Regions from separate parts of the Homo sapiens genome. Here region 1 is linked to region 2. The links are chromatin contacts, found by Hi-C or POLR2A ChIA-PET in ENCODE. All regions are on one chromosome and are shown on one strand. Each heading gives the region's core, a stretch centred on a gene start or an enhancer-like site at or near the end of the contact. The rest is flanking DNA. Distances are from core to core; before and after follow the strand shown.

Region 1 (6,449 bases), core at 7-2,506, 340 kb after region 2:
AAAAGAAGAATAGATAGACTAGAATATACTGTAGAGAGATGGGAGGTGAGGGAGTAGAAAAACAAGCAAACAAGTTTGCTGCAAATGAGAGCTGAAAATTGGAGAGGTAGCAGCAGAAGAAAGTGGGGCCATGGAATAATAATATAAAAACAGGGCTGGGCATGGTGGCTCACACCTGTAATCCCAGCACTTTGAGAGGCTGAGGCAGGAGGAGTGCTTGAGACCAGGGTTTGAGACTTAGCCTGGGCAACACAGACTCCATCTCTACCAAAAAACAAAAAACAAAAAACAAAAAAAAAAAAACAGCAGGGCGTGGTGATGTGAGCCTGTAGTCCCAGCTACTCTGGAGGCTGAAGTGGGGAAGATGGCTTGAGTCCAGGAGTTCAAGGCTGCCGTAAGCCAAGATGGTGCCACTGCACTCCAGCTTGGGTGACAATGCAAGAACCCCATCTCTAAAAACAAACAAAAAGATATTAAAGCGTGTTTGTAAATTGAAGGGAAGAAGAAAGATATTTGTGATGCATAAGCTAAAAAAAGGGATAATTAACAGGGATAGAGTTCCTGAAAAGACTAAGATGATGAGATTCATTGCACAAGTGGAGGGATTAGCTTGGATGGCTGGGTCCTGTCCCCGCATTAACAGAAGTGAAGGTCAATTTCAGCACCTGTCATAATTTCCTGGGCCCAGTGCAAAATGAAAATGTGGGTCTCCTTATTCCAAAATTATTAAGAATTTCAAGACTATAACAGAAGGCCATGAAATCAAGCGTGGAGCCTTTCTAAGCCTGGGTGCTGTGCGACTGCAATTTGTACTCCCATGAAGCTGGCCCTAGTCAAGTACGCAGTGAGGTCGATGAGGAGGAGGCTGTCCTGTGGTAAGTCCCTTCTAGGATTGGAAGAGATGAGTAAGGCTACTTTCAGCTTCACTGCTCTACAAGCTGGGGGGGTCGCTAGCAAGGGAGAGGGGCAAAACTTGTCCCTTTTTAACTTCCAACCCTGCCAGATTTGAGTCCAGGGCTTTCTAGAAGTCTCCACGGCATCGGGTGACCATAGCAACTCATGCCAAACTCTCGGGCCCACGGCTCCGCCTACCGCTTCGTGGACGCGCTTGTTGATTGGCTCCGAATGTCGACCAATGGTCGGCGAAGCGGGTTGCTTGCCGCACGGTCAATGGCCGCAAACCGGGAGGAAGGCGGGAAGAGAGGAGGTGGAGGCGGGCCTGGGCAGCCGCGCGCGTGCGTGTTTCCGGCTCCGCTGCGGAAGGCGGACGACTAGAGTCGTTGGGCCCGGCGCGACCCGCAGGAGCGTAGAGAGCGCGGGACTAGAGTGCAGAGCTCCGGGACGTGGATCGGAGCCGGCGCGATGGGCGGAGAGCAGGAGGAGGAGCGGTTCGACGGCATGTTGCTGGCCATGGCTCAGCAGCACGAGGGCGGCGTGCAGGAGGTAACGGCCCGCGCGGCGTCGGCCCACCCGGCGGCCTTGGCCACGCTCCTTCCGCCCTTCTCTGCCTTCGAGGGCTGAGACCCACCCCAGCGGCTCGCGGGCTTCTGGGATGCCCCTACATTCTCACTGCGCCCAGCTTCCGGCCTGGCCACCCGCCAGCAGGTCTCACCCGGTTCGCATCAGTCCCGGGCCCCCGGCGCCCCTCAGTAGTAGCAAATTATCGCATCCCTGAGCTTAGGATCCCCCTTTAGTTTCACATATGCCCCCACCCCCGTTTCCACTTTGATGGCGGCTTCCAAGGAGCATCCCTTAGTAAGAACCGTCGCAAATATCGTGATTTGGATCCACCAAGGCTTGGGGCGAGCCGTCGAATGTGTGTGGTAGGGGAGCGGGCTGATGTTAGCACGTGGTCTTGTTAGGCCTTGAATGGGGGAATAGGAGGCCTGTGTTCACGATTAGTTTCCACCACCTACCAACTTGGAACCTTTACATCTCTCCAAGCCTGAGTTTCCTTATCTGTGAGACAGCTGCGAATACCGGTTTCCAGAGAGTAGTTAAGAACCGTAAGTTCTCAGTAATAAGGCTTTTTCATTCAACAAGTATTTGTCGTGTGATTGATGTGTGTCCCACACTCGACAATAAGGGCCAACTGTTACAGATTCTGGAGTTGGTTTTTTTGGAACAAACACAAAGTTAACGGTAGAAAAGTCTGTCAGGATCAGAACTCTCATTCTCAGAGCCAGAGAAGTGGCAAGGATTTGCCTAGATCATGCAACATGGTTCTCACCTAGACAGGTCAGTGTGCTTCCCAGAGTCCATGGCTGATTGTGTCTTACTGGAGGTAGGTTTCCATTGAACTTTCTATTCCTATGTAACCTAGGTGTCTGGTGACCAAGGACTTCTAAGCCCTTTGTGGTGGGGAGAGTGTTTCTCATTTGCAAGTGTGAAAAGCCTTCCTGTCTCCATTCCTCTAAACTGTTCGCACAAAACTGGATTTGGGAGCGAGTTCATTTTTGAGCAAATTGAAAAACTGTCTAGAAGCAAGAACGGAAACCATTGAGATATGTTCTAGCATCAGATTTAATCAGATTTAGACCCACTCTTGGGCAAATAAAGGGTTTGTGTGTGCTGACCTTGAGTCACCACTAGATTGTTTCATTCAGCAAGAATTTTACTGATTATGTACCTTTAGCCATATCTGGTGCCCAGCATTGCAGGTGGCAGACAGACTAAGCCATGGTTCATGGTTCCTATTTGTAAGGTGTTTACCCTCTGCCAGTGGGTCTCTTGCTCTGTGCCATACATTGCTAAAGGCCTCACCTCCTTGACCTCATGATCCTCACCAGGTCCCTAGAAATAGGTACTGCATCTTATTCCTGTTGTACAGAGTTAAGAAACTTCTGCAAAGTCAAAAGGTAATATATGTCCATCTGATACTCAAACCGTTGGCTACACTTGTACTCCAGCCAGAATTAATCCATCTTATCCTCCTTTGAAGTGGCTTCATTTGCTCTCCTCCTTCTTGCTTTGACCCGGTAACTTAGCCAGTGTCTTTTTTTTTGTTTAGACAAGAGTCTCTCACCCAGGCTGGAGTGCGGTGGCACGATCTTGGCTCACTGCAACCTCTGCTTCCCGGGTTCAAGTGATTCTCTGCCTCAGCCTCCCAAGTAGCTGGGATTACAGGTGCCCACCACCTGTAATCTAGCTAATTTTTGTGTTTTTAGTAGAGACGGGGTTTCACCATGTTGGCCAGGCTGGTCTTGAACTCCTGACCTCAAGTGACCCGCCCACCTGAGCCTCCTGAAGTACTGGGATTATAGGTGTGAGCCAGTGTCTTGATGGGCTTTTTACTTTCTGGAGAGGAAAGCTGGGCCCAGGCTTTTCATGCCCTGGATGCAGAGGAGTGTTCCATACGCTTAGGCTGCTTCTAGCATCACAAGGAAAGTGAAAGGCGCACACACACACAGGATATGAGAAATCTGCTTCATGGTGGAAGTGACTAAGAGAACCTGCTGGGGAGATAATCTCCTCAGTTGGGAAGCTCAGAGGAAAAATAGTCAAGTCCCAAGTTCCCTCCTAGACAAAACAAGTTGACTTGTGTGCAGTTGAAGGGCTCCCAAATGCAGCTCTACTACTTTAATCTTCTCCCCCTCTTTCAGCTTGTGAACACCTTCTTCAGCTTCCTTCGACGCAAAACAGACTTTTTCATTGGAGGAGAAGAAGGGATGGCAGAGAAGGTAAGTGTTGGAAACCACTGTCCTTTGGGCGGCTCTGTCTCTTCAGAAGAAAAGCTCACCTGGCCTTTCTTTGGCATAATAGTAACTTTCAGCAGAAGCGAAATGCCAAAGGTGAGGAATTGGGGAAGGGAAGGAAGCTGTCATTTCTTCAAGCTCCACTCCTTGCTCAGCCCTCTATCTACCTTATTTCCCATGACTTTTGCAGTTCTACAAGAGGGGCAGGTGTTAACTATCCCCATTGAGGAAATTGGCTCAAGAGAATTTTGCACCTTATCCAAAGTCTTGAGCTGAGCTGTGGGAGAACCAGGGTTGAAACCAGTCTGTTGTAAACCTGTCCTCTGCCCCGACACAGTGCCTCTCAGTTCCTTTTCCAATGAGGAGGTTTTATTTATTTATTTATTTTCTGAGACAGAGTCTTGCTTTGTCACCCAAGCTGAAGCGCAGTGGCGCAATGTCGGCTCACTGCAACTTTCGCCTCCTGGGTTCAAGCAATTCTCCTGCCTCAGCCTCCTGAGTAAGTGGGATTACAGGCGCCCGCCACCACACCTGGCTAATTTTTGTATTTTGATAGAGACGAGGTTTCATCATATTGGCCAGGCTGGTCTCGAACTCCTGACCTCATGATCCACCCGCCTCGGCCTCCCAAAGTGCTGGGATTACAGGTATAAGCCACTGTGCCTGGCCAGGAGGTTTTATTTTTACTTTTATTTATTTTATTTTATTTTATTTTTTGAAATGGAGTCTCATTCTGTTGCGCAGGCTGGAGTGCAGTGGCATAATCTAGGCTCACTGCAACCTCCGCCTCCTGGGTTTAAGTGATTCTTGTGCCTCAGCCTCCCAAGTAGCTGGGATTACAGGCAGGCGCCACCATGCCTGGCTAATTTTTGTATTTTTAGTAGAGATGAGGTTTCACCATGTTGGCCAGGCTGGTCTCGAACCCCTGACCTCAAGTGATCCACCCACCTCGGCCTCCTAAAGCGCTGGGAGTACAGGTGTGAGCCACTGCACCCGGCCTGAGGAGGTTTTAACTAATAACCTAGGAGATGAGACTGGGCAAATATTAGAAACTGATGCTTAGAAATAAATTTAGAAGGCCGGGCGCGGTGGCTCACGCCTGTAATCCCAGCACTTTGGGAGGCCGAGGCTGGCGGATCACGAGGTCAGGAGATCGAGACCATGCTGGCTAACACGGTGAAACCCCGTCTCTACTAAAAACACAAAAAATTAGCCAGGCGAGGTGGCGGGCGCCTGTAGTCCCGGCTACTCTGGAGGCTGAGGCAGGAGAATGGCGTGAACCCCGGGGGGCGGAGCTTGCAGTGAGCCGAGATCGCGCCATTGCACTCCAGCCTGGGCAACAGTGAGACTCCGTCTCAAAAAAAAAAAAAAAAAAAAAAGAAATAAATTTAGAAATACTCAGAGGCATGTCTTCCCAGATGCTGTGACTCAGAGTTTAAGGATTTCTGTTTTGTAGTATTGATTCTGAGACCTTGAACTTCTTTCTGATTCCTTAAAGTTGTAATTATACTTTTGAAAATTGTTATATCATGAGGAATTTTTTTTTTTTTTTTTTTTTGAGACAGAGTTTCACTCTGTTGCCCAGGCTGCAGTGCAATGGCACGATCTCAGCTCACCACAACCTCCGCCTTGCGAGTTCAAGCAATTCTCCTGCCTCAGCCTCCTGAGTAGCTGGGATTACAGGCATGCACCACCACGCCTGGATAATATTTGTATTTTTAGTAGAGATGGGGTTTCACCATGTTGGCCAGGCTGGTCTTGAACTCCCAACCTCAGGTGATCTGCCTGCCTTGGCCTCCCGAAGTGCTGGGATTACAGGTGTGAGCCACCATGCCCAGCCTTTTTTTTTTTTGAGACGGAGTCCCGCTCTTTTTATCCAGGCTGGAGTGCAATGGTGCGATCTTGGCTCACTGCAATGTCTGCCTCTTGGGTTCAAGCAATTATTGTGCTCAGCCTCCTGAGTAGCTGAGATTACAGGCGTGAGCCACCACGCCCGGCGCCATTATCTTTATAATAGACATAAACAAGAGACATAATAAGAAGGAGACGTAGACGTTCTTTGCAAACCGTTTTCTGTGGCTTCAGGATTCTAACAAGTTGGTAAACTCTTTAATGTGTCCTGAATGTCTGAGGCCACTCTGTCATAGACACATTACCTAAGAGTAGGAGTCCCAGGTTCTTGGTCTAGCTTTGTCACCTAGTCGAGTTCCCAGCAATGCTCTGGTTCTTTCCATCTTTACATCTGTAAAATGGGAGAAAGTAGACCCCTTCTAGCTCAGATATTTTTTCTGTATTGTCACTAACACCTCTGGCCTTTCTGTGGGTCAGACTACCTGTAAAACCTCATGCCGCAAACTTACAAAAAAATACAAAAGCACTTTTAGTTTTTATAGCTTTTGGGACTAGTCATTTATTTTTTCTTTCTTTTTTTTTTTGACACGGAGTTTCATGCTTGTTGCCCAGTCTGGAGTGCAATGGCACGATCTCAGCCCACTGCAACTTCTGCCTCCCAGGTTGTAAGTGATTCTCCTGCCTCAGCCTCCTAAGTAGGTGGGATTACAGGCATGCACCACCATGCCTGGCTAATTTTGTATTTTTAGTAGAGACAGGTTTCACCATGTTGGTTAGGCTGTTCTCAAACTCCTGACCTCAGGTGATCCCCCAGCCTCAGCCTCCCAAAGTGCTGGGATTACAGGCGTGAGCCACTGCACCCGGCCTACTTTTTTCAATGAATGTTTATTGAACACTTAACAC
Region 2 (6,497 bases), core at 3,639-6,138:
GCCCCCACCAAGATCCCAGTGTCAACTCTGTAACTTGTCCCCAAACTGCTCACAAGACCCAAACCTGCCGTGCTTCTGCCTCCACTGGATTCTGCTGCCACGTGTGCCCTGCTAATTTCCCATCCTTTAGGAAAATTCAAATGACACCTCCAGGAAGCCAACTAGGACACCACAAACTGTTTGGTGACCTTCCTTTGGGGTCCTCAGACCCCGCTCTGTGCCCCATTTCTGCGTATACCACACTTTTGGAAACAGCTGATGATGTGTTTTCTCCCCACTAGTCTGTGAACCTGAGGGTGTGGGCTGTGCTTTGTTCATTCCATATCCTGTGCACCTGGCACACAGTTTTTTGGTCCTCAGCTAGTGTTTGTTGAATGGGTGAGTGAACGAGAGAGCAGACTTGATGGTGCTGGGGGAAGCATAGAGCTGGAGCCTGGAAAGGCATCTGGGGTGGAAGGGAAGCTGGTGCTCTGAGGCATTGAGCTGTTAGTGTCTTGCCCCAGGCACCAGAAGGAAGATCCAAGAACCAGGAAATGGTGGATGGGTGGGTGGGGTGGGAGTCCATAGGTTTCTCAGCAGCCAAACCCCAAAACCCTAATACTTCACCTCTGTGGGCTTCAGTTTCCGCACTTGCTAAATGGGGATAATTCTTGCCCACCTCACAGCATCACCTGAAGATCAAATGAGTGTGTGAATATGAATGTGTTTAGGAAGGTAAAAAGCTTTGCAATTAGGCTCATTATAGTTTTCACAGGTCGGGACAGCCCCCCAGGGACTCACTGGACTCCAGAAACGCAGTTCCCAGCCACCAGCACCTCCAGTAGGAACTTTCCTCTCTGAGTGCTGACTGCCTGGACAAAACCCATTAATAGGCTGGGCATGGTGGATCACGCTTATAGTCCCAGCACTTTGGGAGGCCAAAGCAGGAGGGTCGTTTGAGGCCAGGAGTTTGTGACCATCCTGGGCAATGTAGTGAGACCCAAGACCCGTTTCTATTTAAAGAAAAAAAAAGTAAAAATGTTTTTAAACCCACTAATGAGAGTGTATATTCAAGGCAACTTGAATCTATGCTCCCAGGAAATATTTTAAATAAGTGAAAAAAAAAAAACACGAATAGCAATAACCCAGCTTGGGACAACAAATGATCAATCCTCATGTCCCCAAGTTCCACAGTCACTCTTCCTTTTTTCTGAGAGTCTTGTTCTGTCACCCAAGCTTGCTGCAACCTCTGCTTTACAAGGCTCAAGTGATCCTCCCACCTCAGCCTAACAAGCTGGGACTACAGGTGTGCACCACCATAGCTGGCTAATTTATTTTATTTTATTTTGTAGAAACGGGTTCTCGCTATGTTGCCCAGGCTGGCCACTCTTCCCTTTAATGCCCAAATAACAACCCCTGAGCACTCACCCTGCAGAATGTCCCCTCCCATAAAATAGTGGCTCCCATCTATCAATCAAATGCTCGTGATGGGAGTGCTGGGCACCAAGTGCTTCCCTTACTTTATTTCATTTGATCCTCATTATGAGGGAGATGTGATAATTTCACACACAAGAAAATTGAGGATTGGAAATTAAATGACTTGCCCGAGGACCCAGCTAAGAGGCAGAGCAGGACTCAAATTGAGATCTCTATGTTTCTGAAACTCACACTTCACCAGTGTGCTGTCCAGCCTCTCTGCTTCTGAAAATGCCCAAGACCTAGTCACACGTGCCACAGATCTGTCTGGTGACCACCCTTCCCCTCAGCCAGCCAGGTGATCATAAAGGTCCCATAACATTGGGGTCTGGTGTCAATTGGAGGACACAGTAGGAAAGTTCTATTTCCCAGCTGGCAAGCTGTAAAAAACAAGATGGGGAATTTGGGGAGTTTCCTGCAGACATTCTCAGAAGGTAGAGCATTCCCATCCCCTGTGCTGCATACACAGCGCACTAATGACGTGTTGAGGTCTTAGAGGAGATTCCTCTTCCCATAGGGGACAGTTTAGATGATCTCACATGTCCCCTTTGGGTCAGAGACTCAGATTCTCAATTGTTGATGCAGACATCAAAATCCCTGAGCATTTTTTGCATTTTACCCACTTATGTATCATGTTTTCCATGATTATTTCAGAGACAGGCCCCCACAGAGAAAAGACTGGTTTCCTACATATGTTAAATAATTCAACCAGTTAGCACCTTGGTTAACACATGGATTTAATTCACTCACTCACCCCGTAATGAAAGGCCACAAAGAACACGCCGACCCATGATTGGTCATTTGTTCATTGGCCGTGGTAGGCACAAGGTCTTGAGTTCCTTCTTTAACCAGGCAGAGTATACACATCATCCCTAATATGAAAAGCAATCTAATGAGGGAGGTATTACAATTTCCATTATTTATTTTTTTTTTTTTTTTGAGATGGAGTCTCGCTTGGTCACTCAGGCTGGAGTGCAATGGGACAGTCTCGGGTCACTGCAACCTCCACCTCCCAGGTTCAAATGATTCTCCTGCCTCAGCCTCCCGAGTAGCTGGGACTACAGGTGCACGCCACCACGCCCGGCTAATTTTTGTATTTTTAGTAGAGATGGGGTTTCACTATGTTGGCCAGGCTGGTCTTGAACTCCTGACCTCGTGATCCACCCGCCTCAGCCTCCCAAAGTGCTGGGATTACAGGCGTGAGCCACTGCACTTGGCCTACAATTTCCATTTTATAACAAGGAAACTGAGGCTAAGGGAGGACACTTGCCCACAATCTCCAAGCAAGGAAGTGGTTCAGCCAGGTTTTGAACCCAGGCCTATCTGGCTCCAAGCTCATGTGTGTCCTACTATTCAACCAACCCTGGTGCACAGGCTAAATATCTTCCCACAGTGACTCAAAAAATCTCACAGTCAGAAGGGCTCTAAAGGCCTTGACTCAACCTCCACCCACTATAGGAATCTCCCACAGATGGTTTCCAATTTCTGTTCGAATACCACCAGTGATGGAGAATCCACCACATCACAAGGCAATCCCCCACACAGTTGGAAAGTTCCTCCACTTTGAACTGAGGGCTTCTGAGTAGCTTCCACTTCTTGTGGGGGGTTCCCACTAACTCCTGGGGACCCAAGGGAGAAATGATTCAACAGAAGCAGGAGAGAGATCTACATGAGCACCCCACCCCCAGTGGAGGTAGTTGCAGGTGGCAGGCAAAGGAGTGGTACTAAGGCTACTCCAAGGAGAGGGAAAGACCCAGAGAAGTGAGCAGGAGGCCCTCGTGGGCCATCATTTCCCAGGGCCTTTGCAGTGGTCCCCACCTTTTCCCTCCCGCCTCAGCTCCTGCCCCACTCATCTGTGAAGGCAGCAGTGGGTAATGGGAACAGGCAGAGCTAGACAGACCCGAGATCATATCCCAGCCCTAATGCTGACCTGCCATGTGACCTTGGGCAAGTTGCTTCACTATTCTGACATTTCAACTGTCAAACAGAGCGATAGTGAGCATTAAAGGAGAGAGTGTTGGCCGGGCATGGTGGCTCATACCTGTATTCCCAGTACTTTGGGAGGCTGAGACTGGCGGATCATTTGAGGCCAGGAGTTTGAGACCAGCCTGGCCAACATGGCGAAACCCCATCTATTCTAAAAATACAAAAAATGAATAAATAATTAGCCAGGCGTGGTGGCAAGTGCCTGTATTCCAGCTACTTGGGAGGCTGAGACACGAGAATCACTTGAACCTGAGATGCAGAGACGGCAGTGAGCCGAGATCGTGCCACTGCACTCTAGCCTGGGTGACAGAGTGAGACTCTGTCTCAAAATAAAATAATAAAATAATAGCCGGGCACAGTGGCTCGCGCCTGTAATCCCAGCACTTTGGGAGGCTGAGGCGGGTGGATCACCTGTGGTCAGGGGTTCGAAACCAGCCTGGCCAACATGGCGAAACCCCATCTCTACTAAAAATACAAAGTTAGCTGGGCATGGTGGCGCATGCCTGTAATCCCAGTTTCTTGGGAGGCTGAGGCGGGAGAATCGCTTGAACCTGGGAAGCAGAGGTTGCAGTGAGCCAAGATTGCACCACTGCACTCCAGTCTGGGCAACAAGAGTGAAACTGTCTCAGAAAAAATAAATAAATAAATAAATAATAAAGAGGAGAGAGCGTGTGAAGTGTGTACGGAGCTGCTCAGTTATAAGCAAACAACATGAGGACGTGGGAAGCAGGCTAGAGTAGTGTGGTTAAGTGCAGACCTGGGATTAAGCTGTCCTGGTTTTGTTAAACTTTTTTTCTTGAGGGACAAACAACCCTGGCTTACAATCCAACTTTGACCACTTGCTTGTGGATCTTGGGCAAGCCATTTAATCTCTCTACCTTGATTTACTCATATGATTCATTTATTTATTTTTTAGAGACAGAGTCTTACTCTGCCTTGTCACCCAGGCTGGAGTGCAGTGGTATGATCATGGCTCACTGTAACCTCGACCTCCCAGGTTCAAGCAATCCTCCCACTTCAGCCTCCTCAGTAGCTTAGACCACAGGCACGGACTAACATGCCTGGCTAATTTTTATTTTATATTTTATTATTTTATTTTTTTGTAGAGCTGGGTTCTCACCATGTTGCCTGGACTGGTCTTGAACTCCTGGGTTCAACTGATCCTCCTGCCTCAGCCTCCCAAAACCTTGCGATTACAGGTCTGAGCCAATACGCCTGGCCTTCTCACCGGTTTAAGTAGAAGGAATCATATCCAGAACCTGGACAGGTCAGCTCATTTAAGCATCCTTGCCCCATGAAAAGAGGGAGCCCTTTCATTATGACCTTTACTCTCTTTCCAGAACCTCTCTCTGAGTTATAACTCATGTTTATGACTCAGTCTGAGACTTCTTTTTATAATTTCCTCTGTTTCTCTTCCCTTCTTCTGCTCCCCACCACCCCCGCCCGCTGTGGGCTGAGTTGAGAAACCGAGGGGTGATGACACATGTTGGAGCTGGGCATGAGGCCTGCACTTAGGATGGGCCTGGGGTCACTCATCCGTTGCAGAATCTTCTTTCCAGACCTGGACTTGGGCAAAGTCATTCCTGCAGTCGTTAGGAAGCTTTTCAGCTACTGGGTCCTTTGTGGGCTTCTGTGAGTGGGGGTTGGAATCAGAAGACACAAATGAGGTCAAATCTCAACAGCAGCCATCACTAACTATATGATCTTGGGCAAGTCACTTGGCCTAAGTCTTATTTCCCTCATCTGCAGACCATCATCAGAGAGTCATGGAGGAGATAAAAAGAAACAATGAGGATAAAGGCTCTGGCAGGAATCCGATCCAGAACAAATGATGGCTGAATTGCAAGAATGCTTGATAGAACCTTCAGGCCTAAGTGAGATGCTCCAGAACCAAGGGATCTTAATTCAGGGCCCATGGCATCCCAGGCATGGGGATATATGTAAAATGACCTGTATATCTTCCTGGGAGGAGAGGGTACAGGGTTTGTCATCAGATTCTCAAAGGAATTCAAGATCTCCTAGATGTTAAGAAACATTTTATCCAGGGGAGCAGATAACACTTTTACTTTTCAAGCATGTAGAACAGCAGTCCTGCCACAGCACTGTGCGATAGTTCTTTCAGTAGACTTAACGTTCCAGGCTGGGCACGGTGGCTCACACCTGTAACCCCAACACTTTGGAAGGCCAAGGTGGGTGGATTGCTTGAGCCCAGGAGTTTGAGACCAGCCTGGGCAACATGGTGAAACCCCCTCTATACCAAAAATACAAAAATATTAGTCAGGCATGGTGGGGTGTGACTGTGGTCCTAGCTATTTGGAAAGCTGAGAAAAGCTGAGGTGGGAGGATCCCTGGAGCCAGGGAAGTTGACGCTGCAGTGAGCTGTGATTGTGCCACTGCACTTCAGCCTGGGTGACAGAGAGAGACTAGGCATTAAAAAAAAAAATTAAATTAAATTTAAAAAACACAAAAATTAAAAACTTATGTTCCAGACACGGAAGATACTAAAATGAGAGCAATTGGCTTCTTGACTTTCTGGAGCATTGAATTTCAGAGAGGTTAATCGATTTAGCCAAGGTCACACAGTGCTGAAGGAAGCCTGATGCTGGAATTGGACCCCCAAGTCTCTGACTGCAAAGTTGGCCACTTTGTGTCTTGATAAAGGAGCCTTCTCAGGGGTCAAGTTCCTTCTGTTGGCTGAGACCAACAAGATCAGCATTCTATAAGGCCTGGGAATGGTCATTGGTTGAGGTCACATTGAGGGCCTCTGCCAGGGAGATGAGTGTGAGCTACCAGCTCACCTCCTGGGGGTGCTGATGAGCTGCCTGTAGATTGACTGGGGTTGTTAATCACCCATGATTCAGGGAGAAGGGGTTATCTTGCTGACTGCAGGCTGACAGACCATGAGGGAGCTCCACGTGTGTATTTATATCAACAATACTGAGGTTTAATTTACATACAACAAAATGCATAGATTGGCCAGGCGTGGTGGCTTAAGCCTGTAATCCCAGCACTTTGGGAGGCCGAGGTGGGCAGATCACCTGAGGTCGGGAGTTCGA

The links. A loop is a pair of places that touch in the nucleus more often than their neighbours do. ChIA-PET counts read pairs that join two places held with the same protein, here RNA polymerase II (POLR2A). Pooled maps may share reads with other maps.
Region 1: a loop to region 2 is called in a pooled map, with 4 times the contacts of the local background. The contact joins the promoter of NUDC here to the enhancer-like site in region 2. A Hi-C loop is called at or near these places in 5 of 50 pooled maps. POLR2A ChIA-PET finds 5 or more read pairs at or near these places in 2 of 52 experiments (PC-9 and activated CD4-positive, alpha-beta T cell).

What each region holds. Positions count from the first base shown.
Region 1 is chr1:26,920,487-26,926,935 of GRCh38, forward strand. NUDC (nuclear distribution C, dynein complex regulator) reads left to right here and starts at 1,257. Exons shown (of 9, transcript NM_006600.4): 1 at 1,257-1,443; 2 at 3,603-3,680. The coding sequence starts at 1,363. RefSeq lists a silencer at 1,004-1,153 and enhancers at 1,284-1,403, 1,524-2,065.
Region 2 is chr1:26,578,068-26,584,564 of GRCh38, forward strand. No RefSeq gene overlaps it. Among named protein-coding and RNA genes, the nearest start is that of MIR1976, 27 kb to the left of the region's middle. RefSeq lists enhancers at 1,823-1,952, 4,869-4,938. Within about 2 kb of position 4,889, at least 4 of the 41 ENCODE cell types and tissues checked have a DNase peak (open chromatin) inside an H3K27ac peak, as active enhancers do.